Regions from separate parts of the Mus musculus genome. Here all the other regions are linked to region 6. Evidence: chromatin loops called from intact Hi-C (ENCODE). Cell type or tissue: left cerebral cortex. All regions are shown on one strand. Links, peaks and the distances in the headings refer to the core of each region. The heading gives the core; the rest is flanking DNA. Region 1 overlaps 4930431P22Rik (RIKEN cDNA 4930431P22 gene). Region 2 has its middle 55 kb from the start of 1700108F19Rik. Region 3 overlaps Tsc22d1 (TSC22 domain family, member 1). Region 4 has its middle 90 kb from the start of Lacc1. Region 5 overlaps Gm30246 (a long non-coding RNA gene). Region 6 has its middle 39 kb from the start of Gm30365. Region 7 holds the start of Gm30246 (a long non-coding RNA gene).

Region 1 (4,454 bases), core at 165-4,164, 110 kb before region 6:
TTCTTTGAGCATGTCTGACTCAGAAATGTCTACACATTTCACTCTAGGGCTTCTTGGAGCCTCAGTTTCCCCATTTTTAAAAAAAATGACCTTCCTGTTTTCCAGCCTTTTGTTCTCCTTTCAAGTGACATGACAGGGGATGAGCCAGCAGCTTGGAAACCGCCCCGGGCCACCTGGAGAAAGACGCTTGCGTGAATGACGGACATTCGAAGAGATGAGTCTTCTATGACTCAAGGATCGCAAAATTGAGGCAGAGTGGCCATGACTGCCTTGTGATTCACACAGTGTTGCCGTTGGCTGGAGGGGTGGTGTGTCCTCTGACTTTGCTCTAGCAAGCGTGGAGCCTAAGTATCTTTACGCAAGTTCTGTGGATCAAGGAGCTTGAGGGGATTAGGTTTGAAGAGCTGAGGATAACTGGTGTTTCAGACTGATCGGGAGTTTTACCCTACAAGGAACAGTGGTGGCCTGGTATTGGACAATTATTGGTTTCCTTTGCCAGATTATGCTGTGGTTTGTCAAACTTGATGCCACAATGCCCTGGAGGCAGTTTCAGTGTGATTAAAGGTGGAGCTCAGAGAATATTCTCTTCAGCCAATTTCTGCACGTCTGTTCTAGGCTGTTCAAAGGAAGAGCCTTCGTCTTGCAAAATGAAGGCCCGCTGACTTGGGTAAATCCTTCAGGATTCAAGCAAGATGGCAGAGAGCTGGGGCCTGGGCCTTCAGGGGACACCCTGGCTCCCACTGGGCAGGGCCCATCTTCTCAGTCCTGGAATGCTGTCAAAGACCCAGCTCCACTTGGGACATCCACTCATCCCTATTTTTATGAACGAAGGTGCTACCTACCCCGGTACATTTAGTCTTTGTTCCTGGCCCTGTTCCCTTTTTTTTATTGTTGCTGTGTCTTCGCCTTTTGAAGTTCTTCTAGATTCTTTCCTCGGGCATCCTGTTTGGATCCCTCGCCCCCGTGTTGACAGATAAGAGCCAAGAACAGCCCTGTTCCCGCAGGAGGCTAGCATTTGGCTCAGAAGATAGAGAGGGAAGTGGCTTCTCTCCCTGACTGCTCTTTAGGTTGATGTGGGGATTTATCCTGAGAGAAGTGTGGCATCTCCCCCAAGCCCCCACCAGCAATGGGCCTATATACCAATGCGCTTTGCCTTTATTTTATCTAACTAGGTGATGAGAGATTTTCTTTCTGTTTCTGTATAGACGGGCTAGGCAACCCCATGGGCCTCCCCTGGGCCTGCAGTGCACACTACAATGGCTATTGTTACCACTGTGACAACCTTGAGTAGATCAGGCAGTCGTTGAAGCCTCGGGCACTGTCTTTATCTTTCCGTCCTCCCTCCTCATGAGAGCACGCCTGGTTTGGCTGGAGACGGATGGCTAACCACTTGCGTCTCTGAAGACATCAGTGACACATACTAACCACATGGCGGATACCCTTCTCATTCTTTACTAATATTTTAGGGAAGATGTATTGCTACAGTCACTGCTGTGTATAGCAAGTCCAGAAACTGTTGCTTGCCCGAGACTAGCGGGGCCAGCACACATTCAGAAGTGGGAAAGCCTGCTCTGTGGGCAAATGGATTTCTTGTGTGCTTCAGAGTGATCTGGTCCCGCCACCCCCCCCCCCCACTCCTTCTGACCCGCCTATTGTAAACAAAGGTCTAGTGTCTCTTAGACTAGAGGATGTTCTGTGGACAGAGTGACAGACAGGGTGACCCAACGTCTCCCAAATAACAAGAACCAGTGAGGGAGAGAAAGCAGAGCTTTGAAAAGTGACGAGAAAGATTCCTGTCTTAGGATCTGAAACTAATGCCTGAGTCCATGGGTGGCCAGGAGAAGGCTCTGGAAGGAACATCCCTTAGGGGTGCAAGTGCTTCTGGGTATACAAACTCAGTGTTAGAGGGAAAGAACATTTCTGGAAGGTTCGTTAACTATTTCAGCATCATCTTCAACTTGACACCAGACACTTCAAAAATTCCTGAATTCTGCTGCATAGCTTGCAATTGTCCCTTTTCCTCTTCATTCTGGCTTAAGCTCGAGCAGCCAATGGGCAGGGTAGGAAGCTGGCAAGGATTTACACCAGAGCGGTTAGACATCCGGAGGCTCTTTCCACTTGTTCCTGTGACAAAGCTAAGTTGCCTTGCCCAGTATGGCTGAAGTCACCAGGGGTTCAAGGTTTAAGGCTGTAGTTGGGGAGTACAAATGAAAGAAGTTGTCTGAATTGTGCACCTGCTCTTGTGCACACACGCACATGCTTGCACACGCATACACTCACACCGAGACAGGAGAGAGGGGAACAGTCTCAACTGTGATGGCTGGGACAAATTGATCTATTGGAGCAGAGCCCTCTGGATCTCATGAGCAGCTTCATGGACACTTCTGCATGCAGTCAGGCAGTGCTCTCTGGCCTATACAGGTGTGTGCTGAGCCCCTTTAACGCAGGATGCACCCTGAGTTAATGATGTGCCAGTGAGGGATGCTACAGGTAAAATGTATTCTGCTTTTCTGATGATCAATACCTTACGGATGAGTTTGCCTGGATCTCTGGGGATGGAGGTGGGGGTGGGGGTGTTTCTTGTGGGACTGAGCCTCAGTTGCTTTCTCCCTACACCCCCCCACCCCATCCCCAGAGTCACATTTTAGAAGCAAAACTAAGAGAAAGGCCACTAAACTAAACTAAGAGACTTCCACTTTCCTGAGCACTTCACAATGCCATGCAGCCTTTTAGCCGGCTCTTTGAGATCTCGCTTGCATTGGGTGTGTCTGATGTTCTAACAAGCTCTTGATGCAGTAGTGGGAGGGAGACTCCTCCAGAGCCCAAGAAGGTGGAGGCAGAGCTCAGTGGGCTGCGCTCAAGCTCCTCTGTTCCCTGGCTCCCAGCGGCCTGCAGATTGAACTTGTAACAGGCAGACACAAGAATGCGTGTTTCGAGCATTTTGTAACCTGCCTCCCACAAACCAAAAGGCACCCTCCCCCTCCCCTTTCCTCCCTGTCTTGTTCTTGACATTTTAAACACAGTGAGTATTCAGCTGATTTCGCACTTCCGACACCTCCCTCTTGTGCTGGCTCCCTGTCCCTTCAGATCTGAGAATCCCAGTCATATGTTCCACCCAGAGACCACTGGGGCTTCCTTTCTGAAGATCACACTCTCTGCCTTGACTTTGAGCACTTCTGTCTTTTTCTCCTGTGGGCCAGTCTTCGGTAACCCTGAACCACTGCGGGGGCAGGGCTGGGGTGGGGGGCGGGGCTGGGGCAGGGGGGCGCGGCGGGGCGGGGGTGCTGAGCTGGGCAGAGGTTTTCCTGCCCATCCTAGAAAAACAAAACAAAAACCCCAAAACAGTGCTGTTGTTCCCCCACCCCCCACTCGTCCTCATTCTGTTCTCTCTGAGACAAGTGTGCAAGCAGTCCAGCCACCATTTTCAGTCCTTCTGTGGGGGCTGGCCAAAGCTGAAATGTCTGGTTCGGTTTTCTGCTTAAAGTATAAAGAGGAACAATAATCTCTCTCTGCTGGGCCTGTCTTGATTATGACCCACAAGTGAAGTGCTGGCGCGGCCCACCTGACTTCTGGTGCGGAATGCAGCAGTCCACACACAGAGAAACACAGAGAAAGACTGGGCCTGGCTGTCCACACTGGAGGCTGGGTTCCAACCAGCCAAGGCGCAGAGGAGGAAGAAAGCTTTCTAGATGGAGCCAGAGTAGCAGATGCTAAGCAGCGCCTGGAACTGATTGTAGGGAGAGAGAAAAAGTCAACAGGAGGGAAAGGAAGGGAGGAGGGAGCAAACAGAGGGTAGGGGGGTGGGAGAGAAGGAAAAGTCACTCACAGAGGGTAACTACACAGAGGAGTGGCCATTGCCACCTATAAGGCTTTGAGAGGCACCAAAGCCATTTGTCACTCTATCCAGTTTGAATTGGAGGCAGCGTGCAAACCAAGCCAATGTGTGGTTGATACCTCCTCTCTTTAAGGCTCCCGACTGAGGGAGAGGGAAATGATCTTTTGTCTTCAAGTACTTGTCTGGTTTCTAGTCTTTGTTCTCTGCTGTGTGCTAGCTTGGGATGAAACCTTCAGTTTCTTTGAGCAGAGGCAGTACAAGAGAACTTTGCTGGATGCGCGGAGACCTGGGTGTTCCAAGTCCTACTGAAAGCCCTTCAGCCTCACGGTTCTTGCCTGTGAAATGGGGATTCACTTTTATGATGAATTTTAATTTGTTTATGTCACTTTTAAGTCATACACTTTTAAGTCATATGAGTGTGATCTTCAGAAAGGAGAGCCTGGGGTGGGGTTAGGGGTGGGAGTGTGTTGGGGGGTTGGAGAGATCATCACAGAATATAAACAGTCAAGGTTAAAGCTCCAGAAAAATTTGGGAGAATGCCAACCAGAGCTATATATGGAGATAATCTGCCCTAGACCCAGACCCAGAGGTTCAGAGAATATCCAAGCATTTGCCAGGC
Region 2 (4,454 bases), core at 220-4,219, 250 kb before region 6:
CCCTAGTACTCACACCTTATTTCAGTTGTGCTGGTTGTTTGCAGGCATACAAGTAGTCGACGCCATAGCAGTAAGTTACCTAGGAAGAGGATCAAGTGTTGTGCAGTGTGATGGCCCGACAGCCAGGATGATTCGTCCTGTGGGACACAGCTGCTTCTAAACTTTAAGAATGGGGTTACCTGATAATTTGTGGAGATTCATGATGCCCTTGCTCTAATCCAGGCTAGCTTAGTTAGAAAGAGTTCCACGCACAGAACTTCATTAGGGACAGGGCTGGGAAGATGCACGGTGTCTTGGGGACCTGGAAAGGCTCCAGAAATTATCTGTCCCATCCCTCTTCTCTCTCTCTCACGGAGAATGGTCTAGGCTTTTCTCTTGATGTTGCCTTTGGTGGCAGCCTCTGACACTTTCAGCCTCCTCTGATTCTGGCGTGTCCCTGTGCTGACTTGACCCTTCTCTACGTGACCGTCACCACTCATTTTATGTATCAACTTGATTGAACCAGGGCTGCCCAAACTGATAACCGACGCTGTTCGGGGTGTTTCTTTGGGCTGTTTTCATATCAGGGCTACAGTTTAGAATCGGACTGTCTCCCAAGAGCTACTGTGTTAAAGCTTCTTAGAGGTAGTGCTGGACTCTCAATAGGTAAGACATAGCCAGAGAAAGTTAAGTCGTTGGCGGAATGTCCTTGGGAGAGGATAAGGGAAACTCGGATTCTTCTAGTCCCTTTCTTTGCTTTTCAGCTGCTACGGGCTGAACAGGCTTCCTTTGCCACGGGCTTCTGCCATGCCATATCCTGCCACCACAGGTCTCTCACAGAAGGACTAAGTGACTGTTGACTATAAACCCATGACACAGAATAAACCTTCTTTTAAGTTAATTTCCACAGGTGCTCGTCTTAGCAATGGAAAGCCAACACAACTGAGTAAAGCAGAAATGTGTGTGTGTGTGTGTGTGTGTGTGTGTGTGTGTGTTTGGGTGTTTATCCCTGCTGATATATTGTCTCAATCAATTGAAACCCTGAATATAACAAAAAGGCTGGTCCTCCTCCTTGTAGAGCCTGACAGCCCTGTAAATTACAGACACTACTCTATCATCAGTCCTCCTGGGCTTCCAGCATCCTGCCTGTGACGCCTAGGACTTGTGGTCTCTATAATTGCATGCGCAAGTTTCTTGTAGCCCCGCCTTCTCTGTTGACTGATATTCTCTCTCTCTCTCTCTCTCTCTCTCTCTCTCTCTCTCTCTCTCTCTCTCCTGGGAACAATTATAGATGCAGTAGTTGTATGGCTTGTGGTATTTTCCAGGTTTCAACCCAACCTGTGGGAGAAGCTGCTCTGATTTGGTCCGACAAAGTGACTGTAGTTGAGTCAGTGCTGGGTGGAGACCCTCTGGCCCATAGCACAGGACCCACACTCAGGCAGGGAAGGAGCAGGGTTCCATTCTCTCTCCTTGCCTTAGTTAAGATTTCTATTGCTGCCATGAGAACACCATGGCCAAAAGTCAAGTCCTCGCGGGAAGGGGTCCTTGGGCTTACACTTCCACAGCACTGGTCACCACTGAAGGAAGTCAATCCAGGCAGGAACCTGGATGCAGGAGCTGACTTAGAGGCCATGGAGGGGGGCTGCTTACTGACTTATTCTCCATGCCTTCCTTGCTCAGCCTGCTTTCTTATAGAACCCAAGACCACCAGTCCAGGGATGGCACCACCCACAATGGGCTGGGCCCTCCCACATTCAATCACTAATTAAGAAAATGCCCTACAAAGGCTTGCCTGCAGCCTGATCTTGTTGGAGGCATTTTCTTTATTGAGGCTCTTTCCTCTCAGATGGCTGGAGCTATGTCAACAAGCCAGCCTGCATCCTCCTAGCTAAAGCAACTCACCGTCCCTCTGCCCACCTAGGAAGAGGACTTGGAGCGCCAAAGACCGCTGCGACGACGTTTGCATTTCCTGTGCTGTTTATCGACAGACCCATAACCTGAACTGGGTCCCCTCTGACCTTTGCATCTTTTGATTCTAAAAGGCCAGAGATTGTACCATGGAGAGCTTATTCTTGCAAATGTTTGAAGGTGCACTTATAAGGGACATGGTATTATGTCGCTATCACCCTCTCTGGAGCCAGGAGTGAGTAAAATGAGGGTTTGGCAAGTGACACTGGGCAAACGCCTTTCCCCTTACAGTGCCTCCATTTTTCTCTTCTATAGAATGGGTCTATATGTCATGCATCCTATGGGCTAGAGGTGAAGGGAGGTGGTGTAGAAAAGCCCAAGACCATTTAGGTGGATGTAAATGTTAGAGTTGTTCACACATCGCAGGATGGCATGGCACTTACTCTAACCCAACCCCTCCATTGCAAAGATAAGAGAGCAGAGACTCAGAGCTATGTTATTATCGCTGTGTGCATAAATAATGATTCTCACAGCCTTGCGGTTTGCTCCGGGCTGACCTTCTGTCCTCCACAAGGCCATTTGTTTTCTTAGCTGGGAAGGTTGGACTCCTCAGGCTGCCTCCCCTCTTTCTCCTTATAAGGCTTTTCTTTGTTTCTTCTGGGGCCCCTTACTGGACCCCCCCCTGGCTGTCTTCCCTTATAAGGAAGTAGCTGGCCGGCCAGCTGCTCTTCTGGGGCCAGATTTGCCAAGGGCAGGCATTCAGACCTCTAAGGCAAAGAGGGTTAAAAGTTATAGAACCGATAGAGAATTAAGCCCTGCAACAGGAAAGCGCCCATCACACGGGCATGCAGCCCTGTTGCCTGGCGTTTTAGGGGGTGTGCAGTTGGGCAGAGCCCAGCCTGGGATACCCGACAAACAGCTTTTGATCTAACGCCATACTGATTTCTGAACTCAGACTGCAGTGCCTTTAATGGCTGTTGGCTCTGATTTCCCAGGTTAATTTCCTGACATCTAAGGAGCTTTGTGTAGAGTGTGTTAACTTCCTGCCTTTTATGTCAGAGCCTGTGAACTGACAGAATCAGGGATCCAGCCAGGATAGCTGCGGGTGGGGCAAGCCTGGGAGACTCTCTCCTACTGTGGATTTTCCTTAGGCGAGCACTTACCCTTTAGTTGCTTTCCTTCTGATAAAAACACAATAGAAGGCTTCTTAAAGAAAACTGCTGGGGTGCAGTGAAGGGAGAGAGGGGTTGTCTAGTGTGTGGGTGAGAAAATCTTCAGAGACATTTTCTGCTGGTTTTGTGACTTTAGGAGTCTCTGAATAACGATTGAGGGGCAAACACTTCTCCCATCCCCACCCCCACCCCAACCCAGCTCCTTCTGCTAACTGCCTCCCAAGTACCAGTGGGCCCCAGCAAAGGTCTCTACCGACAGTCTCCTTCCCCTCCCCCTTCTCTTCAGGCCGTCCTTTATATTCTATTTCTTTGGCTGACAGCTCTAATTTATCAGGGTTCGCTCAGCAGTTTACCATGTGGGCAAGAGGGTCTAGAAGTTTCTAGACTACTGGCCTCTACCTCTTTGCCTCAAGTGGCCAAGGCAGACAGTCACCTTAAAAGAATGTTTTCTACTGTGCCAGATGTCGTAACACTCACACCTTTTTGCAGGGTGGCAGCTAGACTCTCTTAACACCCATGTCGCAAGCAGAGGAGGAAGGAGACCACGTGATCTCTTTTACTGCGCAGGAGCAGAATTCCCTAGTTCTAAAGAGGTTAGGGCCAGGGCCCTAGACTTCACCTTCTGTAAGCCCACGAGAGCCTGGGTCTCTCTCTCGGTGATTTTGCTTTGGTTTTCCCAGCCACGAAATGCCCCGTGCTCAGAGCAACTGAACACGTGGTCAGGCTGAATGGCTTCCTGAATGGGTACCCCGACACCGTCTATAGAAGCTGGGATGGAATTAAGGCGAGAAAGCCTGTTTCTCCTCTCCCATCATACAATGGGGTAGTGTCTCCCACCCTCTCGTGTGTGTGTGTGTGTGTGTGTGTGTGTGTGTGTGTGTGTGTGTGTGTGTGTGTGTGTATACTTTTGGGTGCATGGCACTGCTGGATGGAGGTTAGAGGACAACCTCAGGTGTGTTGGTTCTTGCGTTTTACCTTGCTCGAAATGGGGTCTTTTGATGCAGGCTAACAGGCCCGTGAACTTCTGGGAATCATCCTGCCTTCTTCACCCCTCTCGCCACAGGAACACTGCGGTTACACGCATGTGCGGCTTTACCACTCATGCACGGCTTTACATGTACTTTTAAGGTCTGAGTTCAGTCTCACATTTGCCAAGGGCTTTGCCCACTGAGCCATCTCCCCAGCTCTGGTCTCGCAATTCCTCGCAACTGGCTTATTTTTATTTTGCATGTCCCGTGTAGGCTACTACTACTGATTGCTTCAGAGGTTCCCAGAGTGGCTCTGTGGGCCCCTGATAGAAATTCTCCACCCCAGGACTTCCCATCTGAATGAGAAGCTCAGAGGTAGCCTGGAGGGATACCTGTTGTGATCTCTGGTGCTCAGGCAACTTTGCTG
Region 3 (4,454 bases), core at 231-4,230, 370 kb before region 6:
GGGATTAAAGGCGTGCGCCACCACACCTGGCTAAGATTTTTATGTTTAATGGCTAAGTAGGATTTTTGTTTCTGTTCCCATCTCCAGTTCTGACTCTGTGCTCACCACATTTTCTTTGGCCATAAAATCTGTGGTTTTGTTAAACTTGGTATTCTACTTCTGCTTCCTAGGTACCTGGGAAAGTGAGGTGATTGGGGGCAAGGGTGGGGTGGGGTGGGGTGGGACCTAGACGAGCAATTTTACAAGATGCATCCCTTGCCTGCTTCCTTGGCAGTTCCTATAGCTTCACAAGGTGTCTCCATGGGAAAAGAGGTTGTTGTAGGTGTGCGGGTCTCTGCGTCAGGCAGACCCTCACAGACCCTTCCTGTGCTCCAGTCACCTTAGCCCCTCACAGACCTTTTCGGTTCTCCTCCTCATTCCCCACATTTGATACCAAGAGTCAGAGGTGATTGAAGTAGAATCCATTCAAACACTCATGCGGACCACAACAGCAAATTTCAAATGTCTATACCTTTCCCTGTATGTATAGACTTGGTGAGGCTGACTTGTATGGCCCACACCTTCGGGAGTCTCTCGGGAAGGGCTGTTGCATTTCTTTAAAACCTCAGCCAACCTCTTGGGGTCTCAGACATGGATACTTAGACTAGATTTAGACTCCTGGATACTTATCTGGTAAACAGGAGAACCTTCAAGGGGCATCCTCGGACGTGCTGACCCCGTGGTTAGAGCCCGCGAAGATTTCCTCTGTTTCCATTGCCTTTGGTTTAGATTATTTATTCTTCCGTTCATATAAAAAGTTTTTAAGGGAATTCAGCACATTTGTGTAAGAGATGAAAAGCCTCCATTGTTTCCAGCCAGTTCTCCAGTAGGGGAGTGGATTAGACAGATTGGTGGTTGTTCATATTTGCTTCTGTTGCTAATACTGTGGGTAGTCATGCAGTTAAAAATGGTAGGAAACAGAACCGACTTAGCTCTTTTATTTATGTTCAAGAACAACATGAAGAATAAAATCATGTAATCCTTCTACATTGCAGCTGGGACTCTTAACCCCATTTCTCCATATGTCCTGAGCGGCCTTTATTTCTGTGTTTAGCTCTTTTACATTTACAGTGTACCTTTCTGTGATAGTCTTTGCTCTGGAATTGGTGTTCAGCTAAAATATTTAAAAAGATACAGATTGATAGTTAGAATGTTAACTCTAAGATTATAGAAACTAATAATCCCACTTAGCACTCGTGGACATAGGAGCTCCATCCTATTTCACGAGTCACTAGGATTGCCCAGTCCGCCTTTGTTTCCCATTACTGAGAGCGGTGCCTTCAAACAGCACACATCATAAACTACAAATACACTAACACTTTTGTTCAGAAGCAAAGCCTAACACGAAACACAATAAAAAGAATATTGTTTTGTAACGACGCCCATTTTTCAACACAGAAGAGAATTACTCTCCTCTTCTTGTGCTGTATTCAATATATTTGGCGTTTAACTGAATTAATGCAGTTTCTGAAACCATATGCCCCCTCCAGCCTTGGGTAAACTTCAGAGATTGTCTAAGAGACTCTGACCGCAGTTTAGGAAAGTTTATTCCTTGAGGGGGAAGCCTCATCTTGATAGAGGAGGGGTTCACTCTTCACGTGAGTGTAAGAGTGTGTATTTATGTATCATAGTCAGATTTTATTTTGGAATTATTTGAGTACCACTTGCCTATGGAGAGGTCCCAAACTGTTGGTACTTATTTTGTTATTGTAGTCTTTTGCCACTAGAGGGTAGTATTGCAGAGGTTAAATTTTCCTCGACCATACTGCCGACTGTATATAACCTGTAATCAGACGTCTGCCCTTAGTTTTATAGTATGTTAATCCTCATTGATGCATCTTCACAGATATTTAAATTATTAGAGTTGATTTTGCTCCGGGTTAACTCTTATCTAAGGACCATGATTTGATGGCATTAATCTGCTCGCTGTGACTGTTAGGTGAAGAGCGCCTTCAGCATCTCTTGACTGGTGAACTATTTTTAACCACCATTAGATTCTCTCCACATTTTTACTGGTTCAGGCCACACTGCAAATGAGCAAAGGCTACATATTAAGGAATTGCATGCTTTTTGGAAAACGTCCTTGACGTATCAATCTCTCCGATTTAAGAAGACGGAGCATTGCGTCTTGGCGGAATTGCGATCTCACTTCAAGAACCCTTGGCCCTAGGGACTAGCAGAAAATAGATCTGTTTGGGATTGGACCTGTAGATTGATTTTTTTTTCTAGCAATAAATGGAAGAAGACATAATTACTGATGCAGTTAGGGTAATGAGATTTTAAGGCTTACAACTCCGGGGCCGTTTGGGGAAGGTTCCCTGCATTTCATCTTGTAGATTCCTTTGACTCGTTTATTTGCCTACCAAAGAAAAATACAATATTGGTTTTTTTGTACATAACTGATAAGCTTTATGTGGAGCTATCTCCCACCAAAAAGGCAAATGTAATATTCCTATGAATTTCATTAGCATGAAAAAGGAATTCCTGCAGCAGGATTATTATCCTTGCACAGAACACAGCCTCTGTAGCCTCCCGTTAGTGCTTCTTGTAAGAACCCAATAATTGAAATCGAGACGCCGGCGTTCCTGAGTCTTAGTGGTGGGACTGGGCATGCCCAGTAGCTCGGCTGGGTCTGGTTGCAAAGAGCAAGCTTGCGGGCAGGGTTGAGCGCCGCCGCAGGGACTGCTTTGGAGACGGGGTCTTACTCCCTTAGACGTAAGCGTGCGGGCACCGGGAGCTTTCGGGAACCCTGACGCGAGCGAGCCTTGGAGGAGGTGGCGCCCAACCCCCTCCCTCTCCTCCCCTCCCCGCTCCGCCGGCGCCGCGGGCACCGGGAGGGACTGCAGCCCGGGAGCGCGGGGCGGGCCTATGGCGCGGCCAATCGGCGCGGCGCCTCCCCGCCTATATGTGGCGCTGGGGCCGGGCGGCCTCCTCTAGAGGAGTGGAGCCGGCAGCCGAGTAGGACCGAGCTGCTGCAGACGCGCCGGGTCACTCGAGCCAGCACCACCGTTCTCACGCCCTGAGCTGCAGACAGCTAGGCGGTTTTATCTAGTTTGAACCAGGCTGCTGGAGCTTGCTCCCTCCCGCCCTCTCTCTTTTTTTTCCACGGGGCTGTTTTTTTAATTTGGCTGCAATTGCATGAAATCCCAATGGTGTAGACCAGTGGCGATGGATCTAGGAGTTTACCAACTGAGACATTTTTCCATTTCTTTCTTGTCGTCTTTGCTGGGAACCGAAAACGCTTCCGTGAGACTTGACAATAGGTAAATGTCAGCTGGGATAGTTGGTTTAAATTGACTCGGAGTAAAATTGACTTGCGGTATTACAGGTACAGGATAGCCATGCGAATTCCTTTGTCCATGCCTAGGGTTACTGTGACATAGATGTTGCTTTTTGAAATGGCCAGAAGATCCTTATTTTCGTAGATCTGGCTCGAGAACAGGCTTTCTTCCATTATGTAATTTAGTCCTTTGTGGCTCCTTAAAATAGGGAAATGCCTGGATAGAGTATGGCTGGTATTTTCTGGAGTCTGATGCATTTTGGAGCGTTTAAGAATACTCAAAATAGGATGCTAGTAACGTCATTCGAATTCAGAGATCTGTCCTTATCCTGGATGTTAAAGATCAATTCCATTTATCGATGATCTCTCTTTTTTTATTCTCTCTTCCAGCTCTGGTGCAAGTGTGGTAGCTATCGACAACAAAATAGAGCAAGCTATGGTATGTACTGATTTAAAATTACTTGTACTCAATGTGGGCGCTGCACAAAAACCGACATGTCTTGGAAACGACTAGTGCATCCCTTAGCTAAATCCAGACGGTGCTGATTGCTCTTCATACAGTCAGAAATGCCAGCGCTAGCTCGTTCTCTCTCCCCTGCCAGCGTGGAGAGAAGCCACATCCCCACACGACTGCCAGGGAAGGAGAAGGGCCCCAGGTTGTGAGCGGCCCTGCTCTGGACCCATTCACTCCGTGTCGGGATAAGGCAGTGGCCCAGCCTCCTCGTTGCTGGTCTTGGGAGCACCTTCAGCAGTGTGGCTTTACTGGGAACCCTGAGATTTTACTGGGGAGCTGGAAGGGAGGGTGTCCCCCTCCACTGAGGGCAGCTGGAGAAGGGGTCCCTAGACCCCACCAGACCCTCTCCAGTGGTGCTGCGGCCGCACAAAGGAGGGGAATGGGAGAAAAGTTTTGTCTTTCTCGGCCTGCGCCTGGATTTCTCCGATTTTTTATTTCCGCCTTGGTCGTTCTTTGTTATTGGAGCAGCGCCTGTGGCTCTTCTCACGGGATTCTCTGCCCACTGTTGCTAGGCAAACTCTGAACCTTTAATTCAGAGCTATAAATAACTCGGGCTCCCATTGGCTACGACGTCTGCCCAGGTTTCTGTGATGTCAGCTTAATCAAGGGGGGGCTGGGGGG
Region 4 (4,454 bases), core at 276-4,275, 70 kb after region 6:
CACTGTAGGAACCCATGGCTATAGAATTACCCCACAGTCTCTCATCAGCATCCTAAGTGACAACTCTTATCATCAGAAACTGGGATGCTCCCAAACTATCCCCAAGCTTTGAATATCTAAACAAAGTCAAGCAGGGTGAACATTCAACAGACTCTTTTGTCTAAAATAGCAGTAAGGCTCCTATTGGAAGGTCAACAACAGTAGAGACCTTCCAGAAAACAAAATTCAAAACGTGTACTTAGAACTTAAATGACACGCTTTCAATGGTACCAAAATTCATTCCTGAAACCAAACCATTATTTTGTGGGACTGTTTTGTAACCAGTTGTAAACTTCGGGTAGACAGAGGTTATCTTACTTATCACGCATCCTCAGCACTTTGCTCACTTCCAAACACATAGTGGAATTCAAAAAATAGATGTTCGTTGGATAGGTAAAGTGTTGTCTGCTCAGTCTGCATTCTGTTGTGGCAACAGAACACCTGAGGCTAGATTATACACACACACACACACACACACACATATATATATATATGTATATATATATATATATATATATACACATATATATATATATATATACACACACATATATATGTTTATTTGAAGGAGAGTTCTGGAGACTGGACATCCAAGAACATAGCATCAGCATCTATTTGGTCTTGTGCTGCTTCAAGTCATGGTGAAAAGAGGAAGGGCTTCATGTGCCATGAAGGCAAAATACAAGGCCACTGGAGAAGGCTGTAATGCATTCACAAAGGCTCTGCTTCTGCTCACTGAGTGTCCCTGTCTCACACTGCCCAAACCTTGGCAGGATTCGTGGTAGGGACATGTCACATGCAAACCATAGCATAGGCTTTCCTGAGCCGTGCTGGATGTAGATGCAAAAAGATCCAAAGAGCTTAAAATCACACTGTCTCTGACCTATAAACGGATGGCATGATCTAGCACAAAGCCACCTGGCAGTGGGGGTAGGGTGTTATAACTTTGGGTGCTTGCAGAAAAACAAGGAGAAATGGGATGCATCAATAGAAGGCATCTTGTTCCTTGTTCTTTGCCAAGTGTAAGATGTATCCTTCCTTGGGAATTAGCTCCTTTAGCGGAATTCCCTGTTGTGTTGGGTTCACTTGGAGGACAATCCCAGCCCAGCCCATGTCCTACCAGTAAAGCAGCAGGCAACACAGACTTGGGTCAGCACAGCTCTGAAGAATTGTAAGACCTAATGGGGCAGCTCTGTAGGTGGTTCACTGATAGCTGAAGCCCTGGAACACTGCCCAGTTAACCTTAGTATTCATTTCCGACATGTACCCAATTCATCTTTCTTAGTGACGTTATAAACTTGGTCTTGTTGCTTGATTTAGAGACACGTCCGGTGGCCACTGACATGACAAAGAAGCTTCTAGGCTTCCTGCACTAAATGCTAAACGTCTTGTTAATGATACCATGTTCCTCCTATTATTGTTAGCTTTATTATTGTTTTAGTTAGCATTGAAAACAATGGGTCTCATTGTGACATATTCTTACATATGTATATCTTTGTGCTATGATTATTTTTATCCTATATCACCCTCCTGATATCTCCTCTCTCTCACCTTTCATCCTTTTCTATGCCCAACTAGTACCCCTTTAGTTTTCATATAGAACACATAGAACACACACAAGCACACACACACAAGCACACACACACATACACACACTTTTGTATTCTGGGTATATAGGATAATATAGTAGCTCTTTGCCTTATTCTTCCTCTGTCTTTTCATTCATTTCCCCCTGTCCCTTTAGACTTCTTCCTTTATATTTGTAATCCCCCCTCCACTTTCAGTTTTACACACACACACACACACACACACACACACACACACTACACACTATTTGTCTTTCTGAACTGGCTTAATTTGCTTAACATGTTGAACACCTAGTTCATCTTTTTTTCTATGACATTTCATTCTTCTCTCTAGTGAGATGGAATTTCATTGTGTACTTATACCACATTGTCATTACCTGCTCATGTGATGATGGTCATTAAAGCTGTTCTGTATAATGGTGATGTGAACAGTCCAGCAGAAATCGTGTCTCTAAGATAATATAGATCCCTCAGGACACATCTCTAGAAACGACGCTTTGGGTTATAGGGCAGCTCTCTTTAGTTTTCTGAGGAACCTCAAAACGATTTTTCATAGCGGTTGTCCCAGCTTACATCCCTGCCAGCAATAATAGTTTCTGCCTCTACATCTGAACAGAACTTACCTTCTTGATAGAGCCATTCTCACAGGGTCACATTCTCCTGACTGCTAAAGATGTTGAGCAATTTTTCAGATACTTACTAAGCATTTCTACTTTTGCCCCTGAGAACTCTCTGATCAGTTCAGTTGCCCATTTCCTGATTGGATGGTTTGGAAGACTGTTTAGGTGTTTGAGATTCTGAGTTCCCTCTGTGTTCTATTTAAATACTTTCCCTTCTTTAGAAGCCTCTGCTGGCCACTCAGTTTTGCAGTCTGTGGGCTGGTAAGGTTTTTCTTTTTGTCTGATTATTCCCTACTTATAGACACCCTGGGGTGACTAATGGTCAAGCTTGGGGCAGGAAGATTCTCTAAAATATGTTGAAAATGGTCCAAGTAAGAAACAGTACTGAGACCTGAGCATGTAGAATTCTCTTTTTAAATCCCAGCAAGCATTAATCAGTGTGCCAGAATGACGCAGTGCAGGGTGCCCAGTGTTCTTAGTCTTAGCTACTGTGAGCCTCAAGGCATGTAAGTGGCCCTGGAAGTTGACCTTCTGTGGCCCTCAGGCTTGGACTTACCACACCCCAACATTCCTCTCCGCTGAGATCAGCCTCTGAGGGTAGGAACTGATATCTGTGCATTCAATGGCCTAAGCTGAACCTCCTTGCTAACTGCAAGCTTCGGTGCCAGCTTTCAGGTCTCTCTTCTCCATAATTGTCTCCTGTGGCTGTTTCTCACCCTGAAGATGTGATTGAATCCAAGCCCCCCACCCCCTCCTGACTTACAAATGCTCCTGTTTTTCAGGACCTCTGGATTCGGATTGTTGTCTTATAGAGGACTGAACTTGGGGCTTCCCACGTGCCAGGCAAGCATGTCACCCCTGAGCTGTATCCATACCCATCCCTGTGCCTTTTTATCAGTGGTCCTCAGCCTTCCTAATGCTGCGACCCTTAAATATAGTCTCTCATGTTGTGGTGACACACCCCCACCCCCACCATAAAATTATTTCATTGCTACTTCTTAACTGTAATTTTGCTGCTGTTATGAATTATAATGGAAACATCTATATGTCTAATATGAGACCCCCAAAGGGGTCAATACTTACAGGTTGACAACTGCTGCTTTTTATATTGAGGCAGAATTCTGGGCTAACCTTGAACTTACTCTGTTAGCTTAGCAGGCCTCCAATGGGTAATCCCCCTGCCTCATTCTTCCAATTATTAGGATTATAAATTTTTATCACTCTACCTGGTGGCTTAAATGGTTTCAAATTCTAGTTTCTCTCTCAAGGTGGTATCCAGGTATGGTACTCCAAATCACAGGGTATGACATCACGGACCTCCTTTCACTGATAACCTATTCTGCAGGGCAGTCAGTATCTCACAAAACCTTCATCAGTATTTGAAGCTTGCATGAGGCTTGCCCTGTGGGTATGTTCCATTTTATTCTGCCTGACTTGAGGCTTCTGTTTCCTTTCTTATGGTCCAAGAAGAACCTATAGTGCCCTCCTTAGGTATACTTAACTGCCTCCTTTTTTTTTTTTTTTAACTTCTTTCAAAACCAAAAGACCCTCTTATTTTACAACTTTTACAGGAAGTCTTTGCAGATACGCAGGTATGGACAGTCCCAAAGATTAGAGCTATGTAAACTCATCATGGGGTCTCAGATGGTGAGCATCCTACCTAGCAGAAATAAATGCTCGTCACCACCCTGTGTCAACTTTCTTTTCCCACCTAGGCCTCTTGTCTTGTAAGCTGCCCCTAACCTACCAGGGGAATTACAGGCGGCATGAGTTTTGCCTGTTTGCTTTGTGTGCATCTAAATATCCTGATAACCTACTCCCTAGAGAGGACCTCGTAACCAGGCAACGCAAGTCATGCTCCAATTGTGAAGTCCTCTATCCACTTTGACTGTGGTGAGCTTTTTCAAAACAAGAACACTAAAAGCAGAGCCGTAGCCATCTCATCGGGTTCTGTCCTCTACAAAGAGCTAACAGACCCATTCCTCCTTATGAGTGTTTAGAAATTATGATACAAATACTTTTTTTAAAAAGTCTAAAACAGTGCATTCCACCTAAGAAGAAGATGTAAAACAAAACAATAAACCCCTGTTTTAAACAGAAAAGAGGGAGATGGAAGGGAGCTATCTCCTGTCTGGTGACAGTTTATTTTAGGCCTGATTCTTTCTCCATTTATAATTTAGTGCCACTTGTGTTTTGAGAAACACTGCCA
Region 5 (4,454 bases), core at 176-4,175, 58 kb before region 6:
TGGAGCTGAGGTACAGCCCCACCTACCCGTGTGTAGCAGCAAGATGAGTTGGAAAGGATGGAAGCTGCTAGATCAAACATAGGCTTGGAGGCCATATTAAAGGGTAAGGGGCAGTTACCAAAGGGTTTTAAGTCAGGCAGTGAAGTGAACTGATGTGATGTTAGATGGATCATTCCAACTACTTTGGATGGATCTTGGTAGTAGGTGGTGGCCGCTGGGCATTCAACTGTTGTCGTCTAATGATTCTGGCCCTTCTATGAGAGGTATATAGATTTGAGAGATGTGTAAATCCCTGCCTTGGAGTCTCCTGCATCATGATACATAGAAGGGCTACTCTCCAGTGGCTCCTCCTGCTGTCAGCATTCAGAGCACAGTTGGGAGAAAGAAGGGCATGGCCGCTTGAAGTAGAGCTTAAGAGCTACCTCTCGCTCTAATTATCCCTGTTGCCTGGGATACTGAAGGGCTCTTCAGTCTCCTTTGACCTTAATTAAACTCATTGCACAGCCCAACCCAGTCCCTGTTATCAAGACATAAGCAAACTAAGACAGCTATAAAGAGTAATTTGCTCAACTTTATGACTCTCTCATTGGCACCAAGGGCATTGTCCCCATGGCCTAAGCCACCAGACACAATTGCTCAGGACTGCCGGTTAGCTGACCTGCTGGGACCAGCTCTGACTCATCTATTTACTGTAGAGCAAAGGTAACTTGGGATGCAAGAGCCGACTGCTGCCTCCCAGGAGGCCCTCAGTACTGGAAATGAAGACACCGAGCTTCAACTGGAAGTGTTTCCATTGGCACAAGCTCAGGTTGCATAAAGTGTGCCCATAAGAGGTCATGCCCCAAGGATGTGAAGGAGTGCAGGCATGCATGTAAGGAGCTGGAGTCCTCAGGACTTGCTGTTGAAGGTCATTCCACTGAGCAGCCTCCAGGCAGCTGTAATCACTTGCAGGTGCTGTGATACTCAGTTTGGGGTGTTTCAATCCAGTAGCATCCTTTCTCAGAAGAAGATTAATATAATAGAATACCAGCAAGAATAACATCAGCATCATTCATTAGTGGGGCTTTAGATTTTGAAAGCAGAGTGTCTTCCAGATGGTGTAGAGTATCGCTGGACATGAGACAAATGTACTTTTTAGAGTATGCCTATAGTTACCTGGGGAGTTTTAAAATGTCAGCGCCTAGACTCACTCTTCAAGACTCTAAATTAAATGATTCCTGAATGGGGCCTGAGAATGAGTCTTTTAAGACTCCTTGGATAACTCTGGTATGCAGTTTAGGTGGATAACCGTAGCTTCTGTCCCTACATTAGCCTACAAGGTGAGGGCTTTGCTCAAGTGAAGAAAATGGGGCCACGGAGAACAAAGAACCCACATTCAAGCAGAAGCAAGGACCTCAGCCTTCAGCCTGCCCAGCCACCAGTCCCAGCTCCAAGCCACTTCACATTCTGCATAGTGTGTTCTCCAGTGAAATGTAAACAGGAAGAGCTCACAGAAAGGGCAGTGGCACTCCATGGGGACCCGGGAGCTGTGAGAAGTTGCATCACCACCGCTAAGAGCGTTGTAGTGTGGAGGTGACCTGCACAGGAGAGTTCCGAAAGGTAATAGCCCAAGAGTTGGAATACGGTGTTGAGGGTTACCGTAGCTCCTGACTCAGCCTAACCCCAGGAGTGGCACAGAGCAGATGTTTGCTCAGCAGGGCACGGGGGAAGGCAGCTTCATGCATACTCTGTCACCCTCTGCACTGTCACGCTGCTGCAGGGAGAGGGACTTCTGTCTTCAGTGTTTCTCATCTGCTGTGCTGTGTCTGCTCAGAGCTGGCACAGTTTCCCAGGCTACCTCTAAACCATACGTCTGAAAGAACTCAAGATCACACAAGTGCACACACCATGGAGTGGGAGTGAGTGCCCTGAGTCCTGGTTCACCAACTGTGCACATCCTTAGACACAACTGCCTGAAAGAAATGTTATTGAATGGGATTCCTTCCTCTCTGCTGCAACCCACCAGCTCCTAGCCTGAAGCACGGGCACAGATCCAGGGTATGACTGCCTCTAAAGCTTCCCCCTTCAAAGAAAAAGATGCCCCTCCCAAGGTGTTTCTGTACTAGCTATGAAGAGGTTCATCTTTGAGGTCTAATGAGGGGGCGTGGGAATGTTCTAGAAACTAGGATAGGAGGTGCCTGATCCTCTCTGTGTTCCAGATGGAAACTCTACTATTTTAAACTCCTCAACAAAAACCTAGACTGGACATATCCATTCATTATATACTCCACCCTTGTTAAAAGTTTATAACATCGTGGGGACTGGATAGGGGTCTCAATGCTAAAGAGCACCGGCTGTTCTTGCAGAAGACTTGGGTTTGGCTCCCAGCGCTCACGTGATGCTTCATAGCCATCTGTAACTCCAGTTTTAGGGGCTTCAGCATCCTCTGCTGACCTCAGTGGGCACCGGGCGTGCACACTGTGTACACACATGCATGCAAATCACCAATACACATCAAATTAAGTGACCTTTAAAGTTTACAGTACCGGAGACTCTTCATGTTTTCTTCTCCTGGAAGTACACAAGTTAGAGTAGGGAAGTAGCCTAAAGGGTAAGCATACTGAAAGAGAAAATGTATGTGGTAGGGGCCCAGGCAGGGGTCTGAGGCCACCAGGACGGGACCAGGAGGGTAGCTGTCCTAGAGGAGTCATTTCTAACTTGAGACTTACCAAATACCTTATAGGAGTTTCAGGAGTGGAGAGTGGGGAAGGTTTTTTTCTTTTCTTTTCTTTTTTCTTTTTTCTTTTTTTAAGCAACTGGGCAGCTTCAGCCAAGGAGCAGCGAACAGTCTGTCTGTCCCTTGTGTCCATAAAGGGGTGTTCCCTGACAAAAGGTCACCCTGGCTGAGCTCCAGTACCTCTTCAGAGACTTGGACTTCCTTCTGGACATTCAGGACAAAGGGCTTAATCTGCGTGAGCTGAGTTCCTAACGCGGATATTTTCGCCCCAGCAGAAACATCCAATTCCAGAGGCCTGCCAAGTTTTCCCAAGAAGGCATGAGCCAGAAAGAGGCAGCTGCAGGGTGGGAGGCAAGTGGTGTCAGCACCAAAAAATAAGAGGAGTCAGATGAGGCCAACAGAGCACAAAGCGCTTGCTAAAGGTATCCTTTCCCCCTGGGTAAGCATTCCGTGGAGCACTAACTGTCGTGACAGGGCAAACAAACAGGCTCTGGAGCCAGCGGCTGCGTTTCCACCCTTGTACCAACACATAGCATCTTGGGCTGCTGACTGCAGATCTCTGAGCCTCATCTCTCTCTCTCTCTCTCTCTCTCTCTCTCTCTCTCTCTCTCTCTCTCTCTGTGTGTGTGTGTGTGTGTGTGTGTGTGTGTGCGTGCGTGCATAAAGGCACTAGAATCACACCTGAATAGTTGCCAGTAATGATTAGGTGAGGTGCTCTGAGCAGAATAACTCAAGGCTTACTCCAGAAGAGACTTGAACAAAAGCTTCCAGCCCTCCTTGAAAACAGGCATCTCACTGAAAGGCCCTAATGTCAAAACTTGTCATCCACATAGGCCAGTGAGGAAATGAGGCCCTCCATCCCCCTTCTCAGAAACGTCTGTGATGAGCCTCAGCGCAGACTCAGGGAGCCACAGGGCGAGCCAGTGTAAACCCACTCAGGACTGACTGCTCCATCTTCTTCCTGCTACACTCCAGCCACTTGCCCAGAAAATCAGTTCTCTATCGTGACACCAGTTGGGGAACCACGATGACAGTCTCCCTTCTTTCGCAGTTTCTGTGAAGGTAGAGACCCAGGGAATAAATGAACAGGTGAATGAATGGATGGGTGAATAAGTAAATAATAGCATGACCCACTGCAAGCTTCCTAATTTGGGAGTTCTCCCCTTCTCCCTCATCTTTCCGTATGTTCCCGGAACTGTGAAAATCCAGCTTCTAGTCACCTAACAAGCAACATTTCTTCTCTCCTTAATTCCATCACCACTCCAAGTCAATTTTTGTGAAGCCTTTGAGATAGGCTTTGCCAAGGAACATGAGAACTGGTAGGTAGAATTGTTAAGTTGCTCCGTTAGACCCTCACGGAGATCACAGAGGGAAGCCATCTCCACCTAGGACACGGAAGGGGCCTACGTCATCCCACTAGAGCTCTGCTCTGTTGGACAGCAGGAGACATCAAAAGGTCCAGGGTCTTGTCAGGAGTTCTCCTCCCTTTGTTCCGGTGGATTTGTGGGGTGGAGGTGGAGTCTCAGGATATTAGCTCCCGATCTGCTCATGTTTCCGTCACTCCCTGAATCCTGTCCCCGATGAAGGCTGATCCTTCATTATCTGGTCTCCTTCCCCACAGCTGCACCCCTAAGTGTGGTCACACTGGGGACCAGACCTTTTAATGTAAGGTCATCTAAACCGCCAAAGATCCTTTCCTCCATCTAAAACATCCCAGCACATCCCTCCCAAAGCCCTT
Region 6 (4,454 bases), core at 212-4,211:
TCAGTCAAACTGAGAAACAAATCAATTCAGGTCTGGCAGAAGTCCCCGAATGCTGCCGCTTTTCTTGTTATTTTGTTTTGTTTCTTGTTTTTTTGTTTGTTTTTGTTTTTGTTTTTGTTTTTTGTTTTTTTGGTTTTTTGTCTAGTCTTTTTAAACTTTGAATTTCTTCTGTGGCTCTTCATTCCTGCCCAGGGAAGCTGCTTGAATCTTGTTATCCCCATATCCTTTTTCAAGTTCTCCCAGTATTATTTAGTGCATAGGACTGAACACAAGGGACGGCTCCATAATTCCTTCCACAGTCAGCTCCAACCTTTCTTTCTACAGATGCTTCGTTCAGACAGCCTCGTCCAGGAATCAGGTCAGAGCCGTACCAGAGCTTGGCTGCTTCTCTGGAAATGCGGAGTGAACCACAGGATTTTTAGCAGAGCCTGTTTCAGCCAGTGATTGGAAATGATGAAGTGCTTTCAAGATCAGCATCTCAGATCACTCGTTTATGGTTGGCCTAGAAATGAATCATTTATTTTAGGTCTGGGCCTTAAGGGGAAAAAAAAAAAGCAAAATCAAAGCTTGGATGCTTTGTTTTCATGGTTCTCCTTATATCAGGCAAGGAGAAGAGGGAGGGCACTGTGGGCTTTAGTGGGAACGGCAACACAGCACTATTTCCCTTCCTTTGTTGGTAACATTTTCCTAGCTGCATCCACTTCCATTTTATGACTCAATTTACTGTGTTTAAAATTACACCACATTCTTCCTGCTATGCTTAGGTCAACTATACGTACTGTGTATACAGTGGGAAATTCTTCCTCACAGTGCTGGAGAGTGCTATGGCCTTTGTATTTGTGTCCTTGTTGCCATGGTGACCAGAAAAGGTTAAAGCCAGGGCCTTAGAGAGTAGAGTGGCTAAGCAAATAGCTATGACTCGGTGTGCACCTCAAGATGAGGATTAAAATGTCCTACAACCGCTGTCATAAAATTCACTTTCCATTTCTCTCGTGTGGGTTATTGCCTGATATACATATTCTCAAAACCATCTCACTCCACTTGGCCCTTCCTCTGTAAGGTACAGCTTCATGGCCATGTCTCTCTGACGATAACCTCTGCAAATCCAGGAGCAAAGCTTTATATCCACATGTGAAGAAGACACACCGATGAGAATATCAACAAGCCAGCCTATCTTCTTTGTGCCCTCCACTTTAAATCCATTTAGATGAGAATAATAAAGCATCACCCCTGTTTGTTTAAGAGGTTGCTAAATAAACTTGGGCAATGCTTAATAACACGGACTGTGTTAAACATTTACCAGCTGTGAGCACACAGACTCGCCTTTATGTTGGGCAATGATCCCCAGAGCCCCAACTCAATATTTCTTTATATACTTTAGCTGCCCTTGAGTTGAACTTAAAGGGCTTGTTTCAAAATTAACTTTGCATATAGGTAGAGAATGTCACACTTGCCAGGCCCAGGGCTGTCACAGCATGAAGAAAAGAGACCATTTTCTATTTCTAGTTTCAGGTTCAAAAGTAGGCTCGGGAAAGAACCTTCATTAAGTACTTTCCTGTCCCCTCTGCCCATTGCACAAGAGTAACAGTATATCCAGGCCCTTCAATTCATTGTTGAACTTTTAACTTACTTAGTACCTAAGTTTTCCACCATCTTGGTTTTTTTGCAATATATTTTCATGCTGCCAATATAATGGACATTAAGTCATAGGTTTACATTTAGGTGCTTATTTCCTGCTTTTAATGTAACTTCATACTTACTACATTAGCAAATCAAAAATATTTTAGCTTCTATCCTGGCCCCTGTTCTGCCATCTGGTGGACAAATGAGGAAGGGATGGGGATTAAATAATAGACACGTAGTTTTTCCTTTATGGGACCTGTAAGTGCGTCTATCAGCAAGTGTTTAGGGGGTGTTATTCATCAAACGGTGCCCAGGAAGGCACACAATCAAATGTCCTACTCTAGGGAATAACCGGTCCATTCGGTTCCTAGGAAGACTATGACCGGTTATGGAATCGACAGCCTCTTGTCTGGGTTAACAGAACAGTCAGTAAAATGCTTGCCTTACAAAGAGGGCCCTGACTTTAATACCTAAAACCCGTTAAAAAAAATAGCTCAGCATAGTGGCTTAGATGCCTACTAGTGTGGGGGAAGAGAGACAAGTGGCTCCCAGAGGCTCGATGATCAGCCAACCTAGCATGCTTGGTGCCTTCTAGGCCAGGAAGGCACCCTATATCAAAAACAAAACAAAACAAAACAAAACAAATAAAACCCCTTGTATTATGTAAAGGTGGATGGCACCTGGGTAGCAGACTCTCCAGACTGCCCTCTGGCTCCCCCATATAACCCTGCACACATTCAGTCTTCATACACCTTAACACCAACACACACAAACACAGAAAATCAAGGGAGAAAAGGGTTCCAACATTAGAGCTACAAAAAGGGTGACTTTCACTCACTTTAGTAGGGGGTCTAATGACATTGCACCCCTGACTACAGATGCTTTTCTAAGTAATATGGGGGTGGGTGGGAAGGAAAGACAAGAACAAGGGGAGAGAATATTTTGCATTAAGAGGAGAAAAAAATTGAGCACATTAGTATTCCTTAAACTACTGTAAAGTCAATCTCTCTCTCTCTCTCTCTCTCTCTCTCTCTCTCTCTCTCTCTCTCTCTCTCTCTCTCTCCCCCTCTCGCCCCCCTCTCATTAGATTTAGGACCTTGGACATGTTCAGTGAGCATTCTACAATTCTGAAGGATCTCTTTATGAGAAAATTATCCCTGTGCACACCCACCTTTTTATCAAATTTATTATTGTGTGATATGTAATATCCAACCTGTTACCAGTTTGGGGAAAGGGTTAGCCCTTCTCAAGTGAGCTTGAGTAAGCTTGGTGAAATGTCCCATGGGTAACCAAACCTGAATTCCCATCTCCTTCCCAAACTCATAAAGCAGAGACAGCTAGTTCATGCAGGCAACCTCATGGCTGCTAACTATCCCGTATATTCTGTGAGTATTGTGTATGCAGCATGAGTTTGGCTGAAAACACTACAGGGCAAAGGACATGCTGTTTGTGTTAAGAATAACTCGGAGCTCTTGGTTTGGTCCACTGCCATATGCCCTTTGATTTTACAGAGACATTGAAATTTGATGAAGGTACATCGTCAAATTCCAGAATCATTACTCATGGATAGTAAAAAAAAAAAAGTGGTGATATAGCTGCTACACTTCAATGGGGCCCCGGAAATTCCATCCCTGCTTCCTGACTCCTTCACTTAGCATCCTCTTGGCCATAGCTCAAGTGCACATTCGGTCAGAAATAACCTAGGCTTAAAGAGGGGGTGTGAACTCCATGTTTAACATTGCTGATTATAATAATCAATGGGATATTTTGACTACCTTGATATGGGATGCTTTTCTAAACAACATGAAAATTTCTGTTGGTCAAAAATAGACTTTAAAATTATAGCCTCTATGCTTTGTAGTGGTTTCTCTACAGCATTTCCCTCACCCCCATGCCCTCCCCCAGATTCTCAGCCACATGGCAATATGAAAAGCCAATGCATTTTCTTAGTTGACTCCAAAAAAAAAAAAAAAAAAAAAACAAAAAACAAAAAACCAAAAAAAAAACCAAAAAAATTGTGTTGTTTAGTTTCTTGTTTCTTGTTTTTTCTTTGTTGTTGTTGTTGTTGTTGAGTGTCCACAAGGGATCTCAAGCAGTATTTGGCCCATAAGTGATATGCTTTGATCTTTAATTAGAGTGGCCTGAAGCCACTAGGCATTTCTCAATATTGGATAAACTTTTGTTTTATTGAAGTTGATAAGATAGTAATTAAAATATTCCTAAATAATAAAGCATAACACTTGAGAGATGAAGAATTACAAATGAGTGAAAGCCAAACACAGGCACTGAGAGATAGGAACCCAAACAATAGCTTATCCTGTCCCTGTTTCCAGTTTTAATAAATAAAACATCAAAATCATTCCTTAGAAATCTGCTCAGCAACAAGATGGGACTGTGGGTCACAGCTGGTGACATAGGGTGTTTGACCTTTAGTGCCAGGGCCCAGTGATTATGCTGGTGATAGACACGGGACTAACAAAAGGTTGGGCAGCATGAACGCAAGCAGAAAATAATGTGCACATTTATTGAGCCAAATTTACCAGCTCTAAGAATGAATGAGTATCTGTATCTATAGATATAGATACATACACACATATACACATCCCCTGGGTAAGCAGTGATTTCATTTGAAAGATGTAGTAGTTTGGGGTAATCAATAGAGGGGGTTATAATGTGTTATAGTTTAAAATACCTCTGAAATTTTAGGGGTACATTATGCAGACTTATGAATGTAGAATGATTAATCTTGATTGCAAACATAAAGGATTTTAAAATGAGGAGTGAGACAAACCTCTGAGCATGCTTATGAAGGCATTTCTGGTTTAACTGAG
Region 7 (4,454 bases), core at 338-4,337, 96 kb before region 6:
TTACCAAGCTTTCAACTGAGAACAAGTCTTGAGAGAAGAGAACACTTGTACGCTCTCTCCTTCGCCTCCTCCTCCCCCGGGCAGTGATTTCAGAGACAGCCTGTACGTGAGCACAGGCTAATTTTACCAACAGCTCTGGAAAGCTGCACTTGTTAGGAACAACGGTCAGAAAGCAGTAGAAATTGTGAGACTTCAGTTCATGTTTGCAGGCATCTAATGAACAGTAAGCTCAGCCAGCTCCCTGCTTATGGAAGCAATCTGTCTCCGTGGCAGGGGGAAACTGGGGGAAAGACATGCTAGACCACGCCTCCTCTGAGCTGTTTCTCCAGTGACACAACCAGTTCAAAGGCAACTCATTTGGTGACCAGCAAGCAGCTGTGGATGAGCTCTGGGGAACAGGATACATGAGAAACTGCACAGGCAAATGTCCTTGCACTCTGGAGCCTGACCCCACTCCCATTTTCTGACTTACATCTCTCAACATAAGCAGTGAAGCTAGACTTCCCAGGTTTCTTCTAGGATCTATGACTTGTTGTGTAATGGTTCTTAGTCTATGTATCTATTCTCATTTCATGAACTGGGGATAATAATTAACACAACCCTTGTAGGATGTTGTAAGAATGAAATGAACTTGCTTAGGTGAATACCCTTGGGTTGGTGTTCTGGCTTGTTGTATGTGCTCTTGTTACTATTATCATTACCAATTGCTTCTTGGTAGTAGAAGGAGGGCGTATGTTTTAATTTTTTTCAATTGGGTTCTTAAAAGAGAGGGAAGAGTGTCCAAATTATCTGAGATGCTTATTAAATATGTGTTCTCTCTTCATCTCCTATTACTAACTTTCTGGAAATCAAGATTCTATAGGTCTAGGGTTATATACGTACATACATACATACATACATACACACACATACATGCATACATACATAGACATACATGCAAATACACACAAACACACACACACTCACACACATACACATCCTGACTCTTGACCTTACCATTCATGGGAACCCCAACTTTCAGAGATTTTTCTGCAGACTTATGATATTTTTGTGCTGGGAGGATTACCAGGACAGTGGAAGGTTGGGCAGACCAGGGTACATATTTATTAGCTATTTTTTTTCATTGCTGTGATAATGTGCCATGACCAAAGCAGCTTATAAAAAGAAGAGTTCATTTTGGTCTTACAGGTTCCGAGGTTTAGAGTCTATGATGGTGGAGAGGAGGCAGCAGGCAGAGGGGGCAGTGGGCAGCAGGCAGCTTGAACAGCAGCAGAGAGCGTATGGAGAGCTAGGTCTTAAACCGGGCAGAGAGGGTTAACTAGAAATGGGGCAGGTCTTTTGAGACTTCCAAGTCCCTCCAGCCTCCCTTGCATCCATCCGGTCATCCCTCTAATCCTCCCCAAACTCAAACAGCAGCCAACTGGAGACTATGTATTCTAATTCCTAGCCTTATGGAGAATATCTCATGGAAACAACCACAATATGATGTAAACTTCATTTCCTATCTCCAAAGAGAGTTAGATGGAAACCAACCTAGTGTACAGTCCCCACGTCCTTTTGCTTTATATTCTAGATCTACAGATGAACCACTTGAAAGTCCTCAATGATATTATAAGGATGGAATGCATTTGGGGCCACTAAGCCTTGCAACTTAAAATGTAATTACACAGTGTTGCATGTATTACTCTGCAGCTGCCTTTCCATAATTGTGTGGCTGTGTTTCCAGGTCCACGGCCAGAAGTACATGTAACTAATTTTTATAGCTGCATACTGTTCCATGTTCTTAAAGAATACTTTTTGTCACTGGATATGCAGCCAGTTTCCTGGGAGCTTTTGTTAATTCTGTGGCACTATGGAACAATAAAGGCCTTTTACACATTCCCCTCCACTTAGCATGATTTTCTTAGGATACAATCCTCCAAGTATAATGGTTTGGTTACAAGGTGAACATCTTGGTAATTTCAAGATGCATTCTTGAAGTCCTTGAAATGGTTCATTACTGCTTGTTCTCCACTTTCTCCTGGGCCTATTATGTATACTCTTAGAAGCAGCAAAGCTGATTTAGACTAGATGCAGCTCTGAGCACAAGACGATGATTCATGGTTGGTGAAGCAATTTCAATTTTATGAGTGAACCGAATCTTGCTAGACAACACGTGACCGCCTGCCTCTTTCCTAACACCACTGTGTCCTTCATGTTGAATTAAGTACTCAACACTATATCATCAGCATCGACCTGCTTTCTACACCTGCTCCTTCTGTATGATCCCTGCCTGAGGGATTGTAAATGAGTCTTCGAACCTGCAAAGTTTACAGGTAAGTGTGGGTGAGGGAACTCATGAAATCAGAAGAAAAGGCAAGAGAGAGGGCAGGGAGCAGAACAGAACTTCTTTCTACGGTTTTCTGTTCTTTGTTCAGTCATTAGTGGCATAATGTAAGAGCTTACTCCCCCTCCCACCATCCTGGAATCTCCTGCAATTCCATCTATGCCCATGTTTTCATACTGTGTTGTCACACTTCATCAGCTGTGTTATAACTCCAATAAGTGGCACACAATGAATGTTCCATCCCCCCAAAGCTGGCCCCAAGCAAATGGCTTCAGAGGGCTTAATAATAAATCGGAGGCATTCCAAATGGATTCTGCAAGCATTCCAAGTCCCCAGAACCCAGTGTGACTGTTCATCACTAGATCTATCTCTCAGATGCGGGAGGAAGATAAACGCCGTGGTGATGATGCAGATGAGTTGGCTCTTGTGACCCGATGTTCCCATGAAGAGAGGAATGCATGTTGTTAGAACAGGAGGTGCAGCAGCAGCCGCAGCAGCAGCAGAATTATAGGCCTCGTCTTCTGCAGGCATCACTTACCAGCTTATTACCATGGAGACAAAACCCTGTCTGTCCTCTGCATTTTCAAGTGGTTTATTAACCTTTGACTGTGCACAGAGATTGGCACATCTTCTCCACCAACTAAAAGCCACTTAAAGGAAGGAAGGAAGATAGAAAGAAAGAAAGCCATCAGACTTTTCTCTCTGATTGAGACCAAGCTTCTTTACAGCAGGAAGTGGTAAACTCTGGTTTCTAGTGGTAAGATGTGGTCTGAGGGGTGAATCCCAAGTGAGTTCACAGCTCTGTGCCTCAGTCGCATCTTCTGTGAGACGAGTTGTTTGTACAGCAGTTTTAAAAATAGCTCTAAAAACCAGGAGATAACTGAATGTGTGGGCCGTTGTGGGCAGAAAGGGAGAGCTGCATGAATACAGCTGTTCTTAACAATAATCAAGAACTGTTTGGTAACATTAACCTAAATGGAGAGAGGCTCAAAGCGTTTCCACTCAAACCAAGAACAAGACAAGGTTGTCTACTGTCTCCACACCCACTCAGTGTAGTACTAAAAGTCTTAGAGCTATAAGACAACTGAAGGAGGTCAAGGGGATGCAGATAGGAAGGGGCCAAAGTCTCTTTATCTGAAGATTATATTATTATAAATATATAAGTAATTCCAAAAATTCTACCAGGGAACTCCTACAGCTGATAAACACTTCCATCAAAGGAGCAGTATACAAAATTAATACAGAAAGTCAGTAGCCTTCCCATATACAAATGGCAGAGTGAGAAAGAAATAACTCGGGGGAAACTCTAACCAATCATGGGGAAAATCTGTATGATAAATATTTTAAGACACATAAGAAAGACATTGAAGTAGACATCAGAAGATGGAAAGATCTTCTATGCTCATGGATTGGGTAGTATTAATATAGCAAAAGTGGCCATCCTACCAAAAGCAGTTTACAGATTTAATGCAACCACTATCAAAATTTCCACACAACTATTCATAGAATTTGAAAGGACAATTTTCACTTTCATATGGAAACACAAAACATCAGAAATACCAAGGCCAATCCAGAATAAAAAAAATGGCTAGCAACATCACCAGCCCCAATCATAATTCATCCTGCAATGTTTTCAAAATGAAATCTTAGAATTTGCAGGTTAATGGATGGAACTAGAAGAATATCATCCTGCGATAACCCAGACCCAGAATGACAAATGTGCTTATATGTGATGTCAGCTGTTAAGTTTTTGATAAGCAAGCTGTAATCCATATAACAACAGAAGTTAGGTATAGAGTAAGGGACTCTGGGGGAGGATAGATCTCTCTAGCAAGGAGAAATTGAGTAGATAGTTATGGTTTGATGAAGGGAGTCTATAATAGGAGGATCAGATAGCTAGGAGAAGGAGGAGAGGGCAAAGAGGGACCACAGGAAGGGACAGCTAAAATTATGGGACAATTGAGAGGCAGTATGAAACTCTAATATAGTATTAACTTCCTACAACACGTACATATATGAAGGCGATCTAAATGAAACCACTAAATATCAGGATGGCAGAGCCTCAAATGATTTTCTGTCATCAGCAAATGAAGCTTCCAGTGCCAAGATTGGGTTACATCTAATTGAT

The links. Hi-C counts contacts between places; a loop is a spot of excess contacts. Peaks named below come from ENCODE experiments on the same cell type or tissue, not always from the same donor. Only the 100,000 strongest peaks of a DNase experiment are listed, where the experiment ranks them.
Region 1: it touches region 6 in a loop (4-fold over the local background); 14 of 42 quality-filtered maps call a loop at or near these places.
Region 2: it touches region 6 in a loop (2.3-fold over the local background); 6 of 42 quality-filtered maps call a loop at or near these places.
Region 3: it touches region 6 in a loop (7-fold over the local background); 38 of 42 quality-filtered maps call a loop at or near these places.
Region 4: it touches region 6 in a loop (2.2-fold over the local background); 8 of 42 quality-filtered maps call a loop at or near these places.
Region 5: a loop joins it to region 6, with 3 times the contacts of the local background. A loop is called at or near these places in 10 of 42 quality-filtered maps.
Region 7: it touches region 6 in a loop (3-fold over the local background); 9 of 42 quality-filtered maps call a loop at or near these places.

Annotation. Positions count from the first base shown.
Region 1 is chr14:76,761,643-76,766,096 of GRCm38, forward strand. 4930431P22Rik (RIKEN cDNA 4930431P22 gene) reads left to right here. Exons shown (of 2, transcript NR_153763.1): 2 at 106-573. Among named protein-coding and RNA genes, the nearest start is that of 4930431P22Rik, 3.7 kb to the left of the region's middle. In left cerebral cortex, for the core only: no CTCF peak of the experiment used is centred there; DNase peaks (open chromatin) are centred at 200, 864, 1,925, 2,945 and 2 more places; H3K27ac peaks cover 3,888 bases.
Region 2 is chr14:76,620,264-76,624,717 of GRCm38, forward strand. No RefSeq gene overlaps it. Among named protein-coding and RNA genes, the nearest start is that of 1700108F19Rik, 55 kb to the right of the region's middle. In left cerebral cortex, for the core only: no CTCF peak of the experiment used is centred there; DNase peaks (open chromatin) are centred at 2,517 and 2,846; H3K27ac peaks cover 1,607 bases.
Region 3 is chr14:76,501,540-76,505,993 of GRCm38, forward strand. Tsc22d1 (TSC22 domain family, member 1) reads left to right here. Exons shown (of 3, transcript NM_207652.3): 2 at 3,710-3,758. Among named protein-coding and RNA genes, the nearest start is that of 4930444M15Rik, 17 kb to the right of the region's middle. In left cerebral cortex, for the core only: CTCF peaks have their summits at 1,759 (motif pointing right) and 2,881; DNase peaks (open chromatin) are centred at 1,940, 2,846, 3,472 and 3,928; H3K4me3 peaks cover 2,441 bases; H3K27ac peaks cover 2,438 bases.
Region 4 is chr14:76,944,577-76,949,030 of GRCm38, forward strand. No RefSeq gene overlaps it. Among named protein-coding and RNA genes, the nearest start is that of Lacc1, 90 kb to the right of the region's middle. In left cerebral cortex, for the core only: no CTCF peak of the experiment used is centred there; a DNase peak (open chromatin) is centred at 2,618.
Region 5 is chr14:76,816,873-76,821,326 of GRCm38, forward strand. All of the region lies in intron 1 of Gm30246 (a long non-coding RNA gene), which reads left to right. Among named protein-coding and RNA genes, the nearest start is that of Gm30365, 19 kb to the right of the region's middle. In left cerebral cortex, for the core only: no CTCF peak of the experiment used is centred there; DNase peaks (open chromatin) are centred at 1,821, 1,992, 2,998 and 3,570; H3K27ac peaks cover 3,505 bases.
Region 6 is chr14:76,874,371-76,878,824 of GRCm38, forward strand. No RefSeq gene overlaps it. Among named protein-coding and RNA genes, the nearest start is that of Gm30365, 39 kb to the left of the region's middle. In left cerebral cortex, for the core only: a CTCF peak has its summit at 1,811 (motif pointing left); DNase peaks (open chromatin) are centred at 404, 834 and 1,829; H3K27ac peaks cover 1,032 bases.
Region 7 is chr14:76,778,607-76,783,060 of GRCm38, forward strand. Gm30246 (a long non-coding RNA gene) reads left to right here and starts at 2,105. Exons shown (of 3, transcript XR_874837.3): 1 at 2,105-2,315. In left cerebral cortex, for the core only: no CTCF peak of the experiment used is centred there; DNase peaks (open chromatin) are centred at 2,122, 2,795 and 3,155; H3K27ac peaks cover 2,597 bases.